Regions from separate parts of the Homo sapiens genome. Here region 1 is linked to region 2. Evidence: chromatin loops called from intact Hi-C (ENCODE). Cell type or tissue: A673. All regions are shown on one strand. Links, peaks and the distances in the headings refer to the core of each region. The heading gives the core; the rest is flanking DNA. Region 1 has its middle 98 kb from the start of MARCHF1. Region 2 has its middle 5.9 kb from the start of SMIM31.

The links. Hi-C counts contacts between places; a loop is a spot of excess contacts. Peaks named below come from ENCODE experiments on the same cell type or tissue, not always from the same donor. Only the 100,000 strongest peaks of a DNase experiment are listed, where the experiment ranks them.
Region 1: it touches region 2 in a loop (4-fold over the local background); 1 of 110 quality-filtered maps calls a loop at or near these places.

The regions. Positions count from the first base shown.
Region 1 is chr4:164,477,922-164,487,056 of GRCh38, forward strand. No RefSeq gene overlaps it. Among named protein-coding and RNA genes, the nearest start is that of MARCHF1, 98 kb to the left of the region's middle. In A673, for the core only: no CTCF peak of the experiment used is centred there; DNase peaks (open chromatin) are centred at 3,860, 4,030 and 5,060; H3K27ac peaks cover 5,357 bases.
Region 2 is chr4:164,743,711-164,752,845 of GRCh38, forward strand. No RefSeq gene overlaps it. Among named protein-coding and RNA genes, the nearest start is that of SMIM31, 5.9 kb to the right of the region's middle. RefSeq lists a silencer at 3,154-3,354. In A673, for the core only: a CTCF peak has its summit at 4,902 (motif pointing left); a DNase peak (open chromatin) is centred at 4,831.

The DNA of each region.
Region 1 (9,135 bases), core at 641-8,640, 270 kb before region 2:
TCCAAGATGCAAGAGTAAGTCCTCTTTACTTTTTTTTCTCCTCTTCTCAAGTGGAAGGAAGAAGTTCATTTTGGAGCAGAGAGCTGTGCATCTTGGGGTTGAAGGATGGGTGGTACAAGCACTCCATTAGCCACCCTGCTGGTGTCTCTGTAGGTCTTATGGACCCCAAGTGCATTAGCTCTGAGCTGAGTTGAGCACTAGGACTTGTCTAAGAGTTTCATTTCTTGTGGCCTAGACTGACTTTCACGTTTATTTAGTTCTCCAGAGCATTTTAGCCTATGGAGGGGAGTCTTGCCAGAACTCAAGTTTGAACTGCTGGGATGGGTGATTCCCCTCTGGCTAGAGGTGGTTTAAATACTCCCTCCATGGTGGGCATCAGCTGAGTTCAGCCTGGTTTTGCTTTCTACTCTGGCAGGGCAGCACTGAGTGTAATGCAATGTCTCACAATTGCTGCATTCTCCCTCTCCCAAGCACACAAATTCTCTCTCTGCACCATGCAGCCTCTACTGGGGGATAGGACAGGAGTGTCATTGGCAATTCAATACTTTTTCTGCCCGCTTCAGTGCTTCTTTTAGCTGTATGAGCTTAAAACCAGGTACTGTGGGTCCTCACCTCATTTTTGCTTCTTATGAAGATGTTTTTTGTGTAGATAGTTGTTAAAATGGTGTCTTTGTTGGGGGAATGATCGATGAAGCCATCTATTCAGCCACCTTGCTCTGTCCCTTCCCTTATTTACTGCTTCCAATCATCCTGGGATTTCATAATGTTCTACTTTGTATTTGCTTTATATTGCCATGTAACAAGTGGTCACAAGTTTAGCCACTTAAAAAAACATGCATTTATTATTTTATAATTTCTGTGGGTTGAAAATCTGGGCACAACTTAGCTGGTTCTCTTCTTTAGGGTTTTACTAGCCTGCAGTTTAAGTTCTGTCTGTGGCTGTAGTCTCCATAGAAGCTTGGCTGGAGAAGGATACACTTCCAAGTTCCCTTGGGTTTTGGCAGAATTGATTTCCTTGTGGCTGCAGAACTGAGGGCTTCAGTTTATTTCTGGAAACAGCTCTTAGTTCCTAAGGGTCATCCACAGTTTTTTGCCATGTGAACTCCAATACGGCAAGTTATTCAGGACAGCTTGCTTCTTCAAAACTCACAAAGGGTTGGGGGAGGGTCTCACTAGTATGTCCACTTTCAAGACAAAATCTTGTATAAATCGTAATAATCACGGTAATGACATCTGATCACTTTTGCCATATTCTACTGGCTAGAAGAAAGTAATACGTTCCACCCACACTCAAAAGAGGGGATTATTTATACAAGGACATGGATGAGATTTAAGGACCACCTTAAATCTGCCCACCACATAAATTTTATGTAGGGCTAAACTGAGCCTGAGTGATTCTTCGATCTTTCCAAGAAAATCAACATAAAACACATATTATAGAGATGTTTTAATTGGACTCACAGCATCCAATTAAAACAAAAAACCCCAGAACTTTAGAAAAAGCCAACTTTATTTTCATTGTTGAATTAGGTACTTCCAACATACATCTAAGTAAATTCTTGATTTTAAAAAAGGTAACTGATTTCCTTTAAAAAAGGAAAATATATTATTTATTTCAAGTCCCTGGAGTAAAGTTAATATTAAAAAATAGAATTGTTTTATTCTTACATACTTTATATTTAACATTTCTATATTAAATACTAAAAATAATCTTTTTATGACTAACCTCACAGGTTAAATGGGAAGCGGTGATCATTATTGGAAGTTGTAAATAAATCTAGATATAAGTTCTTAGGTTATCTATAGAGGAGAACATAGCACTATTACATATTAAACATCAAGAAATGGAATTAGTTAATTATTTAATGAACACTGCTGTGCTAGTAGACAAAGTCCCAACATGTTTATGGTTCTATGCATTGTTTGGAATGGAAGTTACTAGAAGACAAGTACTATTAAAGTAATATTTTCTTCCTTTTAACTCTTCTGGCTTTTTGCCTACGTTTTCTTATGATAGCTATTTCTTTACAGCTTGTCCTGTTGTGTGTTTGTGTATGCATGCACGTGGTTGTGTGTGTGTGTGTGAGTGTGTGTGTGTGTGTATTCTCTTCTACCAGAATGAAATAAATTTTTGGGCTGAACATATACTTATGTCATCTTTTCTCTTCCAAAATAGCATCCGTTAAGAGGTTGAATTGTGTCTGTCAAAAAAAAACCATGTTGAACTCCTAACTTATGGTACTTGTGAATGTGATCTTATTTGGAAAGTTTAGTTTTACAGAAGTAATTAAATTAAGATAAAGTCATTGGATTAGACCCAAATTCAATATAACTGGGGTCTTTACAAGAGGTAAAGAAGACGTCAAAATACAGACACACAGGCAGAATGCCATGAGACAACAGAAGCAGAGATTAGAGTGATGCAGTTGTAAACTGAAGAATGCCAACAATTGATGGTAACCATGAGAATCTAGGAACAAGCAAGGAAAGATTTTCCCCTACAGGTTTTAGAGGGAGCAGGGCCCTGCTGACACATTGATTTTGATCATTTAGCCTCCAGAACTGTTAAGACAATAAATTTCCGTTATTTTAAGTGACCTAGTTTGTGGTGATTTTGTGGCAGCCTTAGGAGACTCATACAACATCCAGCATATTTGTTGTGTTATACATGGGAAGCACTTAAGTAATATACCTTTAAAATGTATTGCAATTTTGGGCCCTCTAAAAATTTACTTTATTTCAATGAATATAAGATGACACCAGTTATATGATACAGCATTATTTTATATATTTTCTGAACTCCATCAGTTTCCACAAAACACTTGAATTTGTTTTCAAATAAAAGAATGGAATTGTGGTTATTCATGCAATAATGAATATTTGTTTCATTAAGAGTCTTATGGTCAGATGCAGTGGCTCGTTCCTGTAATCTGAACGCTTTGGGAGGCCGAGGTGGATATATAACCTGAGGTCAGGAGTTCAAGACCAGCCTAACCAACATGGTGAAATCCCATCTCTACTAAAAATACAAAAATTAGTCAGGCATGGTGGCAGGTGCCTACAATCCCAGCTACTCAGGAGGCTGAGGCATGAGAATCGCTTGAACCTGGGAGGTGGAGGTTGCAGTGAGCTGAAATCACGGCATTGCACTCCAGCCTGGGTGACAGAGTGAGACTCCGTCTCAAAAAAAAAAAAGTCTTACTGCAGTTTCTTTGCTTTTCTACATAACTTTTAATTGTAATGCCAAATCATAGATTAATATATTTTAAAGTTTTAAATATTGGGGTCTCACTCTGTCTATCCAGGCTGGAGTGTAGTGATACCATCATGGCTCACTGCAGCATTGAACTTCTGGGCTCAAGTGATCCCCCACCTCAGCCTCTTGAGCAGCTAGGACTACAGGCATGCACCACCACACCAGCTAATGTTTCAAAAATATTTTTAGAGATGGAGTCTTGCTATGTTGCTCACGCTGCTCTCAAAGTCCTACCCTCAAACAATCTCCTTTCTCAGCCTCTCAAGTCATTGTTATTATAGGCGTGAGCCATTGTGCCAGGCTTAGACATTTTAAATCACGATTAAACAATGTGTAGTATTGGCAATGCACAGAAGTACAGTGAAAGGACAATATGTACAGCCAGGACTTAATTCATGCACACACAAAGAATGACAAAGTCTCTTTGATGCATGACTGACAGTAGCTACAAGGCTCTGTAGATTTTACAATGCATCCCAGTTTCAGAGATGTTGAAATGTGAAAAACATATGTGTCTTAAAATGAATAAAACAAAGCAGTAGCGATAACAATGTGATAGCTACCATAGTGCTGCTCAGCTTGGGGGAAAAAGGGCTCCATATAGAAAACAAAGGATAATCCAAATCATAGTTTAAACATTATATTTCCCTGCTCATTTAAATTTACTACATTTTCTTTGAGGGGGCTAGAAACACCCATTTGAAGGCCAAGAAAAAGTTGAATCAATTTTGTTTCAACTTCATATAAAGTAGATTAGGATATTATTATAGAAAAAAGGAAGCAATTAAGGGGATGCCACTTTGGCAAGCAAGAAAGCTAAACAGAGAAAGAGAGAGAGAAAGAAAGAGAGGAAGGAAGGAAGGAAGAAGGAAGGAAGGAAGGAAGGAAGGAAGGAAGGAAGGAAGGAAGGCAGGCAGGCAGGCAGGCAGGCAGGCAAGCAAAGCAAAGCGGGCAGGGAAAGAAAGGGCACTGTTGAATAGAAATATAAAGTAACACTAGGATGCGGGTACATTACAACCTCTATTTTCCAAGTGAGGAACTGAAGCAGAGTTATTCAGATTGCCAGGAATACATGATTCGGGATGTACAGAGTAAAGATTTGAGCTCAGACCGCCTGAATTCAGAGTTCCCCCCAAGACCTCTATGCTAATCTGCCTTTGACCTTTGACAGGGAGTCAGAGGGAGGGTGGGGAGGGGCAGCTGTGTGTTTAAATCTAACAGAAAGGTCTTGTAAAAATTCTATCTACATTTATTCAAATAATAACAGGTTACTCCAGTACTATTGTTCACCAAGTTATTATTCTGACATGAGTAGTAGAAAGATCTCAACCATTTCCAAAATAATTTCTTATAATCATTAAAATTTTGGTCTTGATTTCTAAAAGCTGGGCACTTTAAACAGTTATTAAGGCCCTGGCTTCCTTATCTAAAAATAAATTAAGGGTCCTTTTTGCATTTTTATTATGTACCATATCTTAAAAATGTGTTCATGCATTCATTCATTCAACCAACATTGATTGAAACTCTATCATGTGGCATACATTGTGCCAAGGGATGTGCAAACAGCAGGAAACAACACAGCCAGGATGCCTGCCCTCACATAGCTTACTGTCTCATCTAGCAGTGAAGACAGACTTTAAACTCCAAAAGTAAGTACTTAGGTTTTAAACATTCACCTTTGCAGAGATTTGGGCTCACAAAAATAATCCTGAAAAAGCTGGAATGATGAAGTTTCTCAATGAAGCATTAAACAGATGGCTGTAACAAGTGCCATATCTGAGTTTGATCTTATGGCAACTGCAAAGATAGTGAATAACATCTGCAAGTGATTTCAAAGTAATAAAAACTGCTCTTGTTTAAAGATCTTCTGTGAATAGCTGCATTGCCTTCTCAAATTGGCAGTGCAGAAAGCTCTCTACAGAATAACATTATTTTGTTATGGAATCTTTATGAAGGAATAAGATCCACCCCAAAAGGAATGTATTAATTAGAGACAAACTGATCACTACTATTCTTAGATTTTAACCAATTAAGTCTTACAAATTTGATTATTTTAATTAGGGAAGATATTCTCAGAGGAATTTTGGTAGTTTTGGTCTGGAGAGCAAGAAGAGGAAAAAAGAGAGTTGGCAAAAAGACACGTAGCTGATGCAAGAAAATGTTTTAGAATAAAAATGTCAGATATTGAATTTTCAGTTTTCATGTGCTGCAAAATAAAGTTCTCTTAATCTCCCAACCCTTTATCAAAGTTGTTGCATGTTCAGAGACTTGACATGGGTGTGTGTGTGTGTGGATGTGTGTGTGTGTGTGTGCGCACATGCCTGCACGTGCCTGCGTGTGGGTGTGCATCAGATCAAAGAGGTTAAACTTCATGTTTAGATTGACTATCTAGGAATAAAGACAAAACAAAAAGCAAAACTTAAGTGGAGACAAAATGCCAGAGCCAGAGATGCCAGAGAAACACAACTGCACCCCACACAGATGCAGACCCAGACACAGACACACACACACTTCCAGAAATTTCCGGGAATTACGTATTTGCTTTAAAAAAAATGGATTCAAATCAAATTTATCTGTATCTATTCTAGCTCTTAAGGATTTATGTTACATAAGAATAGTTGAAAAAAATAAAAATAGTAGCTAACATCTGTCAAGAGCCTGCATTGTTATTTAATCCTCAGAGCTACGGAAGGTCAGTTGCTTCATCGCTATTTTACAGAAAGGGAAACTAAGAATGGTTCAATAAGATCACAAAAATAGGAAGGGCAAGGAGGAATCTTATCTCTATTGGACTCCAAAGTTTGTGGGTTTAACTCTGCTTAGCCTGAACAAGACCGGGGAAGAGCACAATCGCTTTCCTAAAATGGATAAAAACAGTCAGTCAACAAGAGGAACAAATCTTCTCTCCTATTCAGAGATAGATCCAGAAACAATTAATAAGCACTTTGGGGAGGAAGTTTTGTCTCCATATCAACAATTTCAGCCACTAGATCTTTCCAACTGTGGAACTGCCTAGGATATAAGGCAGAGGTTGGATGAATGATCATATGACAAAAATACCATGAGAGATATGGGAGATGGGGTGAGGTGGGAGCTGGTGATTTTCAGGCTCCATGAAAGCCTAACATTCTATAAACCAAAATTCTTTGTCAAGAAAAAATAAATTTTCTTTATCTTTTTTTTCCGAGTTCTGTGGATATAAGACCAGAGGTTTTAGACTATTAGATACCTGATTCTAACCCCAATTTCTACTTCTGACTTTAAGCTGCAAATGGCATTATTCAAGTCTTCTGTTATTATTTTAACTCCAATAGGAAAAAAATGATGAAGAATAAACTCAAATGTTTTTTGCATAAACTATTCCTAAGCTAGATTATCCCATCTTTGAATGTGTTCAATTTGGCATCGGTCCCCAGAATTTCAGAAAATATACCCAATATTTTTTGGAATAGAATCAAATGCATGAATATCCAATAGAAAATTTATTTGTCCTTATGGTATAAGAATTCTTCTTAAGTAACTATGATCTGTGTATTTGAAGGTGGCCTTAAAATTAATGAAGCCTGGGATAGCCCTGGAAGAAATCCCAGTCTCTCTTGGATGGCTGTAGAGGAACATAAAACTTTGCTCAACCATAAAATGATTATGCATAAATCCAACCTACTCAGACTTACTCCTCAACAAAAAACATTAAGAGAATTTTTCAAGATCATTACAAGCATCAAAAGGAAGATGAGGCCATGATTTTAAAATACATTTTTCCTCATAATTTTCAAACACTTCTGGATCAGGAAGATTCATACACCAGTGGCTCTTCTTCCTGGCAAAGCTACAATCGAATATATCCATGTACATACATGTGTGCATGCATCATGCATGTGTATATTTCTTATAAGATTTTCATTGTATATTCCATTAGCATTTAATGCATTTTTTGCTTTTTACAATTGAGTCATAAATCTCACTGATGGATATGGAATTGAGGTCACTCTTGCTGCTCTGTGTAGCAAAGTCAATCACACCCTGAGGGTCAGCTAATGCTGTTCTTCATGGCTTGTTCAGGAGAACTTTGAAATAAGACATCCATCTGTCTGGAATGTCAGCATTTTCAGCATACAGACTTGCCTTTTCATCATCAGTAAGGATACAGCCCTGGGAGTGTTATTTTTTTTTTTGCTAAGTATAGCAAACTCTTCATGGTCCAGTGCATTAAATGTTGTCTTCTCACGAATGATATTTTCAGTAGGTCATCCATTCACTGCCTTCTGTAAATATTCAGAAAATAGCTGTCAGCAATCACCTGAGTCAATGCAAGTTTCTGATTAATGGGAAAAGTTGAGTGAGCCATGCCTAGCCTATTCATCTTTTACTGTAGTGCTATCAAAAAGAGAAACAACTTTAATAAATTGGATTTTTTGCAGAAAGTATTATAGTTATATTTTGGTTGATAATTAGGTTTGTGGGCCACCAATCATCTGATTTTGATTTAACCATATGTCAAACATTTTAAATATGTTAAATCATTGTAAAAGCACATTTGTTAATGTTTTAATTAATAAATAATCACTTGTTGAACATATGCTGTATGCTAAAGAATAGTCTAAGCGCTTAAAATGTATTATGAGGTATAACTCTCATTAAACTTTGGGAAAGAGATAAGTATTATTTGGACTCACTGTACAAATGAGAAAAATGAGGCATAGTTCAGTTCTAAACTTATTCTAAGTCATATAGCTAGTAACAGAATACTTGTGGTGATATATGCATATTTTCATACTAATTTAACTAGTAAGTAACGAATTTTATAACCAAATTTCCAGTCATAAGTAAGAAAACAATCCACTATCAACAGGAGTGAATAAAAAATACTGTACATACTTGCAATTTATGACAATTATTAACATCAAATAATCACAGGAAAAATATTTACACCAATGTCAATTTTTAAACATGGAATTTAAAAGGATTTGTTCACTACAATTATAACTGTGCAAAAGAGACATTTATGTGGAAAAATGAAAAAGAATATTAATAAAGAAAACTATATGGGTAACGTTATTTTAGTTTTTTCAAATTTCCCTTAATGTTGTTATTGCATTGTTTATGCAATGAAAATTACTCAAGTTAAAATTGCTAAAGTAAAAAATCACATTGGTTAACAATTTTTATATGATTCAAATTATTATATATACACACATATTTGCATACACATGTATGTATATATACACACCCAACTGAATTATGTCCCCCACCGAATTCATATATGGCTTTGTTCCCTATTGTGATGGTATTTAAAGATGGGAACTTTGGAAGGTAATTAGGATTAGATGAGGTCATGAGGATGGGACCCTCTTGATGGGACTAGTGGCTTTATAAGAAGTGAGGGGAGCAGAGAAAGAGAGAAACAAGTAACTTTCTCTGAACAGACAGCCTACAGAATGGGAGAAAAAATTTGCAATCTATCCATCTGACAAAGATCTAATATCCAGAATCTACAAGGAACTTAAGCAAATTTACAAGAAAAAAAGCCATTAAAAAGTGGGCAAAGGACATGAACAGGTACTCCTCAAAAGAAGACATTTATGCAGCCAACAAACATATAAAAAAAAGTTCAACATCACTGATCATTAGAGAAATGCAAATCAAAACCGCAATGAGATACCATCTCATGACAATCAGAATGGCAATTACTAAAAAGTCAGGAGACAACAGATGCTGGCAAAGCTATAGAGAAACAGGAATGCTTTTACACTTGGTGGGAATGTAAATTAGTTCAACCACTGTGGAAGACAGTATGGTGATTCCTCAAAGACCTAGAACCAGAAATACCATTTGACCCAGCAATCCCATTACTGGGTATATACCCAAAGGAATAGCAA
Region 2 (9,135 bases), core at 829-8,828:
ACAATAGGAAACCCGCCCTAAAATGTATTAAAATACTACAGTGGTGAACAGTTTAGTGCTGGCACAAAAATAAACAGACATGCTAAAACTAGCAAGATTTCCATGAGTGTTCCAGTTTTCTATTACTACACAACAAACAACCACAAAACGTAGTGGCTTAAAAATATATATTATCTCTAATGGTTTTATGACTTGACTGAGCTCAGCTGGGTAGTTCTTGTTTAGAGTTTTTCATGTGATTGCAGTCCAATGATGGCTGGAGCTAGAATCATCCAAAGGCTCATCTGGGATGGATGTCCAAGATGGCTGACTCACATGGTTGGCAGCTGATGCTAGTATTAGCTGGGACTGTAAACTGGAACACCCATACAAGGCCTCCCCATGTGGCTTGGGTTTTTCATAGGATGACCACTAGGTTCTACATGGAAGCATTCCAAGAATGATTGTCCTAAGAAACTCAGGCAAAAGCTGTAAGACATCATATGGCCTAGCTTCCGATGTTCCAGAACATCTCTTCTCTCCACATTCTATTGGTCTAGCAGGTCACTAAGTCTAGCCCAGATTCAAGAAGAGGGTAATTTGACCCTACTTCTTGATACAAGATACAGCATATGTACACAGGGAGGAAAGCAATTGATGGTGGACATCTTTGGATACTAGCTACCAAGGTTCACCTTCTGGTCACCACAATTTACATTTTTCCCATTAGCAAAATAGGCTTGTCACCATTCCCAAGACCCCTATGATGATATATCACCATGGCATCAGCTCAAAGTCTAGGATCTACTCATTTAAATCAGAGCCAGGTACAGCTGCAGGTGCAGTTCATTGGGTGTAACTCTTCAATATGGCTCTTCTCAGTCTGAAGAACTGTGAACTAAGTGCCTACACACTACATGCAATGATAGTGCAGAAATATAATAAACACAACAATTTTCCTCAAAAACAACGGGATAGGGGGGCAAAGAGACTGGTCAGAAGACACACAGCTGTCCCTGATTTATAGCAATTCTTAAGTCCTGGCAGGCATATGTCACTAGTTTCTTCATAAGGGAGTGATTCCTGTGGCTCTTGGTTCTACCCTCTGGACTTTCAGCTCTTCATTTTGAATCAATCTTCTTTCTTTTTAAGAAATGATTAATGTTTTACAGTTTCATAGCTTTCCCAAATTGCTTCCTAACTAGAGAAGTTTGGGAACTCTAAAAACTTTTTTCTTTCTGAACTAGTTCTGTCCTTTCAATCCAAGCACATTGTACTTCTAATGGTACAACCCTCTTAAAAACTTAACAAGTTCCCTACTAATCTTACTGGGGTTCACTCCTTTATACAAAAGCCACACACACAGTCTCTTTAAGACAGGCCTTCTTCACTACTATGGCCCAAGAGTCACAGTTCTGTGGGTGAAATGCCCTTAGGACTTTGTTCACCTGAGAGGATCTACAAGGCACCCCCTTGAGTCTTTCTGAAAACTCAATAGGTGGTTACAGATGCATGCTTAACTCTATTTTCACCCTGACATCACATCAGTGTTACTGGTTACCCTAGATTTGATCTTTGCTCAGAAGCCCTTTCTTTTTTTTTTTCTTCTTTTCTTTTCTTTTTTGAGACGGAGTCTTGCTCTGTCGCCCAGGCTGGCGTGCAGTGGTGCAATCTCGGCTCACTGCAAACTCCACCTCCCAGGATCAAGCGATTCTCCTGCCTCGGTTTTATGAGTAGGTGGGATTACAGGCACCCACCACCATGCCTGGATAATTTTTGTATTTTAGTCAAGACGGGGTTTCACCATGTTAGCTAGGCTGGTCTCGAACTCCTGACCTCAGGTGATCCGCCCACCTCAGCCTCCTGAAGTGTTGGGCTTACGGGCATGAGCCACTGCGCCTGGCCTGCCTTTTCTTGAGAAAATTTTACTGTCTGGAAACGGTTCAAAACTTAACAGTAACAGTACCCTCTCCCTCCCCCCACCTTTTTAAAAGTTCATCTCTCTCTAGCCATTACTTTAGCATATGAGGCTAAAAGAAAGAAGGTGGCACTTTCAGTATTCTATGTGGACCCCTCCTTAGCCAAACCCATTAGTTCATTTCTACTTTCCACATTTCTTCTGGCAACTTTGTTACCAAACTTTCTAACATTGTATAACAAGGCTCTGCTTTTCTCCAGCTTCCACTGGTAATTCCTCACTGTCCCGCAGGTTGTCACTAACAGTCTCCTCAAGGCCCTTTTGCCCCTTGCCTGCTGCCTAGTCCCAAAGCCAATGCCACAAGTTTTAAGTCTTTATTACAGCAGCATCCCAGTTTCAATAACAATTTTTGTTGCATGCATCTAATACTGTGTAACAAATCAACCCAAACTTAGATGTTTAAGGCAACAATTTATTATTACCTCTCATAGTCCCAGAGACATCAAGTACAATGGATGGAATGAGGTGCCATATTGAGAAAAAGGCCACTCCAGTCCCTTTTTACCACTTACTCCAACCACCACCCCCGAGAATGATGCCTGCCCAGCAAGAAATTGGAGGCTTTCTCTATGGGGAAACTGGAAATCGATGAGTCCAAGAAAAAAGAGCTCTAGATTAACATTTGGTAATCTCACAATCTTATGCCTAGGTTCCTCTCAAATCCCCCTAGAGTAAAACCCAGCAGCTGATGAGCCCTGCTACTCTTGAAGTGCCTCCAGTCAGCACTCTTAAATATGATTAGCCAGTTACAAATCACAAGACATTTGTACAGTCTCCAGCATGAAAGGAGAGACTAAGTAAATCAAAAGAACTCAAAGAAAGCAGAGTCAACGTATTGCATGATACTGAGAAAAAACAAAGACTGTTAAAAAACCTATAGTTAACAAGCTTGAGGATAAAACAATATTTCAAGCAAGAAAAAAGGAAAAGTTGCTACCAACAAAGAATATCCAGGGGTAGAGTGGCCAACCATCCCCGTTTGCCCAGAACTATCTCAGTTTTAGCTGAGAGTCCCATATTCCAGGAAAACCCTTAGTCCCAGGCAAACCAGGAGAGCTGGTGACCCTGCTGAAAAGTGGGAATGCTTTTTTTTTTTTTTTTAATTTATTTATTTTTTATTGATAATTCTTGGGTGTTTCTCACAGAGGGGGATTTGGCAGGGTCATAGGACAATAGTGGAGGGAAGGTCAGCAGATAAACAAGTGAACAAAGGTCTCTGGTTTTCCTAGGCAGAGGACCCTGCGGCCTTCCGCAGTGTTTGTGTCCCTGGGTACTTGAGATTAGGGAGTGGTGATGACTCTTAACGAGCATCTGTTTAACAAAGCACATCTTGCACCGCCCTTAATCCATTTAACCCTGAGTGGTCACAGCACATGTTTCAGAGAGCACAGGGTTGGGGGTAAGGTCACAGATCAACAGGATCCCAAGGCAGAAGAAGTTTTCTTAGTACAGAACAAAATGAAAAGTCTCCCATGTCTACTTCTTTCTACACAGACACGGCAACCATCCGATTTCTCAATCTTTTCCCCACCTTTCCCGCCTTTCTATTCCACAAAGCCGCCATTGTCATCCTGGCCCGTTCTCAATGAGCTGTTGGTCACACCTCCCAGACGGGGTGGTGGCTGGGCAGAGGGGCTCCTCACTTCCCAGTAGGGTCGGCCGGGCAGAGGCGCCCCTCACCTCCCGGACGGGGCGGCTGGCCGGGCGGGGGGCTGACCCCCCCACCTCCCTCCAAGACGGGGCGGCTGGCCAGGCGGGGGGCTGACCCCCCCACCTCCCTCCCGGATGGGGCGGCTGGCCGGGCAGAGGGGCTCCTCACTTCCCAGTAGGGGCGGCCGGGCAGAAAGTGGGAATGCTTTAATAAATTAAGGACATGACTTAAGAAGAAATAAGAAGCCATTTGAAGGGTTGACAAATAAAATTGAGGATAAAATGCAGGAATAGAATGAAAAGACAAAGAAAAAATAAAAGGGAAAAAATGTTTTTTGAAAACAGAGACTCTAGGAGGTAGATCATATGGATAATAGGAGTTCTTGAAAGAGGAAATCGAATATAGAAGGGAAGAAGCTATCAAAGAACCAATACAAGGACATTTTCCAAACTGGAAGGACCTAAGTTTTCAGATGAAAAGGGCTCGCTGGAGGTCCAAACAGTGTTTGGGAAAAAGGAATGGCAATGGGGACTTTCCTCAAGAGTGTTAAGAGCTGTAGGAGTGAATAAACAATTATTAAAGTGGAGAAGGAGAGGAGGAGTGTAAATAGAAAGTGAACATATCAAATTCAAAGAATTTGAATGGAATCAGAAATCCAAATGGCATATTTACTCCACAGCAATGCTGCAGCTTTAATCAATAGAAGATCATGCCTTTAAAGTTCTGAAAGAAAATCATGTCCAACAGAGATGTCTATAGCCAGTGCACCATAATAAATGTACAAGGATGGTTTCTGCATCATTGTTTGTACAAGCAAAAACCCATATACAACCTAAATACCTAATGTTAGAGATGAAAGAAATTATAGCACATTTTATAACATTCAGATAATTTAAAATAATTTATTTACCAAATTTCATTGGAGAATGAAATCAATGTGTATGTACTGACATGGAAAGAACTCCATCATATATTAGGTTTCTAGAAAAACAAGTTTCAAAATAGCAATGTACAGTATTAGATACATTTTATAAAAGAGCATAAACACACACACACACAAACAGTATAGATAAAATAAGTGGGAAGAGAAAAATCTCAATTATTAGTGACTATTTTTGGGACACAGAACTTAGAAACCCAGCTGTTACTTTTTGTTTTATACAATTCTATAGTAGTTGGATTTTTTTCCTTAGATGGCCAAATTGTTTTTAAAACAATGCACGTTTTATTTCTTTGTGATGACAGCACCATCTAGTGGTCTATGTTAACAACTTTTAGAATATTTTTGACTTTAATGTGATATTTAATAATATTTTCCTATTAAAATAAAAGCAAGCAACTACAGCACAGGGAAAAACATTTTACTATGGCATTTGAAAGAACAAGCACTCATAATTATTTATAGGCTTTATGTCTTAGAACGATCTCCAAGATGTATCAAACGCAAAAATCAAATACAAAAAAAATGTGATAATCTACTATTTGTGCTAAAAAATACTCGGCTAAAAAAAGCAGAATATTTTTACATATTAGATTATACATGCATAAAGGTAAACACTGGCCACTCTAAGTCTGATATAGATGGAAACCCCCTGCCACAGAACCAGGGAAACAGGAAGCAGGGCCAATCCCTGGCCCCAATATCAAACGGGACACCTCAGACTCAGACCAGTGTTGCGTTTCCGCTTCAAGGGGTCCCAACGCAGCCCCCAGCACAAACAAATTTACCTACAGCCAACCCAGATGGGTCCCAGCCTCTTCTTCTGTCTCAGTACAATGCTTGTCCACCTCCACAGTAGGGCGCGGGGCGGTCGACCTCTGTATACCATTCCTCTAAATTTACTACCTAATTCTTTGCCTTTAATTGTCCCCACGGGGGTCACTGGCCCTTTACCTCAAGGTTCGGTGGGCCTGATGTTAGGTAGGGCATCCACCTCCGCTAAAGGTATCATAGTTCATACTGGTCTCATTAATTCTGATTCCTCTGATGAGATTAAACTTACGGTGTCTGCCAAGATTCCTGTTTCCATTCTGGCCAGTAAGCTCAATTACTTTTACTACCTAATATTGTTTTAAACAAAGGAGATAAGACATGGGGCCCTGGGATGGGCTCCGGTGGCAAAAAAAAAAAAAAAAAAAAAAAAGCCACTTATTGGATTAATGTAATTTCTAAACAATGGCCCACCTGCATCATACACATTCAAGGAAAAAAGTATGAGAGTCTAGTAGATACTGGGGCTGATGTTTCTATTATTTCCTCTAATTTATGGCCTTCCTCCTGGCTTAAACATCCCACTAACATGGGACTAGCAGGGATTGGAAAAACTGATGAAGTTCACCGGAGCACATTTATCTTGCCTTGCACTGGCCCTGATGGTCAAAAGGGTACAATTCAGCCGTATATCACACCAATCCCCATTAATCTTTGGGTAGAGATTTGCTGGCACAATGGGGGGCTGAAATTAATATTTCACATAACTCTTAAAACTCCCAAACCAACACCTGGGAACCTGGAACAATTATAATGTGGGGAAGAGGGTATGCTTGTGTTTCACCAGGAGATCATCAATCCCCTGTCTGGGTGCCCACTAGAAGCCTGAAACTTCGTGTGAATGCTGACAATAAAAACCACAGAGAAAAGATGTCCACGTCAGAGACCACCCTCATACGTGGTGAGATCCTCAGAAACTGGCACGCCAAATCAAAATGGGTCTGGTTCAATCCTCCCTAATGGCAATGGAGACCCCTCTAACTAATCCCACTTCCCCTAATTACCTTTCTTTTTCTCCTTATGAACCTAAAAATCTCACCATTTCTATTAGCCTGAAAATAATATCCCCCTGTTCTTCTCTTCCTCCTTCAGCACTGGATCTCGCTCACAATAGGTTTTATTTAATAATTCTCCTCCTTATACTGTCTCACCAGTTTCCCCTCAAACTGATTTACCTGCTACACAAAATTATTCTTATTGGGCTTATGTGCCTTTCCTCCACTTATTCGACCTCTCACCTGGATGGATGCTCCTGCAGAAATCTACACTAATGATAGTGTGTGGATGCCTGGAGCTACAGATGACTGTTGCCCTCTCATCCAGGAGAAGAAGGCACTGCATTTGATGTTACTATAGGTTATAAATACCCTCCTCTGTGCCTCAGACATGCACCTGGTTGTATCCATCTAGTAACTCAAGTCTGGGCTGCTTATCTTCCAGAGAGATTAGCCACAGGAGAACAGGGACACTTGGTCTCCAGCCTCTCCCTTTCTCCCTTAAGACAAATGAAAAGGGGAGTAATAGGAGATAGCCCATACTTTCAATATAAACCTGTAGGAAAACCATGTCCTAAAAATTTTGAGAGCCCATCTAAAACTTTAATTTGGGAAGACTGTGTTAACTCACATGGAGCAGTATTAAAAAATGACTCATATGGTTTAGTAATAGACTGGGCACCAAAGGGCTATTTAAAAAACAATTGCTCCTCTGGCAGAAGGGAATGCCTGGAGGCTACTTATTTTATTTCTTATTGGGAGGACAAGGATCATCATCCTACTTTGCATAGAAGGTTCAGCTTGTTCTTTCACTTAAAATGGGAAGATAAGGGCATTACCCACCCAAGGCCTCGTATGATATTCCCCATTCTGAGCCCAGAACACCCAGAACTTCGGAAACTGGCTATTGCCATGTCTGGACTGCGAGTATGGGAAGGGGAAATTTTCTGTCTGTTGTCCCCACTACCGCCTCTCGCAATCGTGATTCTGAACGCTATGATAAATCCCCTTTGAACCCTTTTCCTCTTTTTGATGCAGATCCCCCTTTATGGGACTCCAATTGGCATAATGATAATTCTTCTCGACCCAGGTATGCCCCTCTACCTCTTCGGTGTTCCCGGGTACCTCGGATTGCTCCTTTACGGCGGAGAATATCGCGCATTGCCACTGCCGCTCCTCTCCCTCAGTATCAACGTAGATTCAAACATTCTGCTTTGTTAACCTCCAACCTGACTATTCCTATACAGAGTTGTGTTAAGCCTCCTTACATGCTGTTAGTGGGAAATATCAAAATTTAGACAAACAACCAAACTGTCCTATGCATTAATTATCATTTATACACTTGTGTTAACTCCCATTTTGACTTCAGGAAAAGTGTAATGTTGGTTCGAGCTCGAGAAGGAATCTGGATACTGGTAACTTTACCCAGACCTTGGGAATCTTCCCCCTCAGTACATTTAATTAATGAAGTGTTACAATGAATTCTCAGAAGATCTAAGAGATTTGTTTTCACTTTAATCACTGTGATCATGGGCCTAATTACAGTCACTGCACTGGCCACCACTGCCGGAATGGCATTACACCAATCTATTCAAATGGCTCATTTTGTTAATGATTGGCAAGCCAATTCCACCCAAATGTGGAATTCTCAACAGGGCATTGATCAAAAATTAGCTAATCAAATTAATGATTTAAGACAGTCTGTTCTTTGGCTTGGAGATCAACAAATGAGTCTCAAACATTGCATGCAAATGCAGTGCAATTGGAATACTTCTGATTTCTGTTTCACACCATATTCCTACAACAACACTGATCATTCATGGGCAATGGTCAAAGGACACCTGCTGGGTAGGGAAGATAATTTATCCTTGGACATAACTAAATTAAAGAAACAAATTTTTGAAGCCTCTCAAGCTCATTTATCCATTGTGCCTGGAGCTGAGGCATTAGATCAGGTGGCAGAAAGTCTTTCTGGACTAAACTCCATGACTTGGATTAAGTCTACTGGGGGCTCCACTGTAGCAAATTTTGGAATCATGCTTCTCTGTTTAATCGGCTTATTTTTAGTGTGCGGACCAGTCAAAGAATCCTGTGTCAAAACCGAGAGAACAAACAAGACTTCATCGCCATGGCACATTTATATAAAAAGAAAGGGAGAGATGTGTGAAGTCAGGGACCCCAAATGGAGGGACTGGCTGGACCCGCGGCAGAGGAACATAAATTGTGAAGATTTCATGGACATTTATCAGTTCCCAAATAATACTTTTATAATTTCTTATGCCTGTCTTTAGTTTCTTAATCCTGTTATCTTCATAAGCTGAGGCTGTACATCACCTCAGGACCACTGTGATAATTATGTTAACTGTACAAATTGATTGTAAAACATCTATGTTTGAACAATATTAAATCAGTGCACCTTGAAAAAGAACAGAATAACAGCGATTTTTAGGGAACAAGGGAAGACAACCATAAGGTCTGACTGCCTGCGGGGTCGGGCAAAAAGAGCCATATTTTTCTTCTTGCAGAGAGCCTATAAATGGATGTGCAAGTAGGAGAGATATCACTAAATTCTTTTCCTAGCAAGAAATATTAATATCAATACCCTGGGAAAGGAATGCATTCCTTGGGGGAGGTCTATAAACGGCTGCTTTGGGAATGTCTGTCTTACGCGGTTGAGATAAGGAACACGCCCTGGTCTCCTGCAGTACCCTCAGGCTTATTAAGGTGGGGAAAAACTCTGCCCTGGTAAATTTATGGTCAG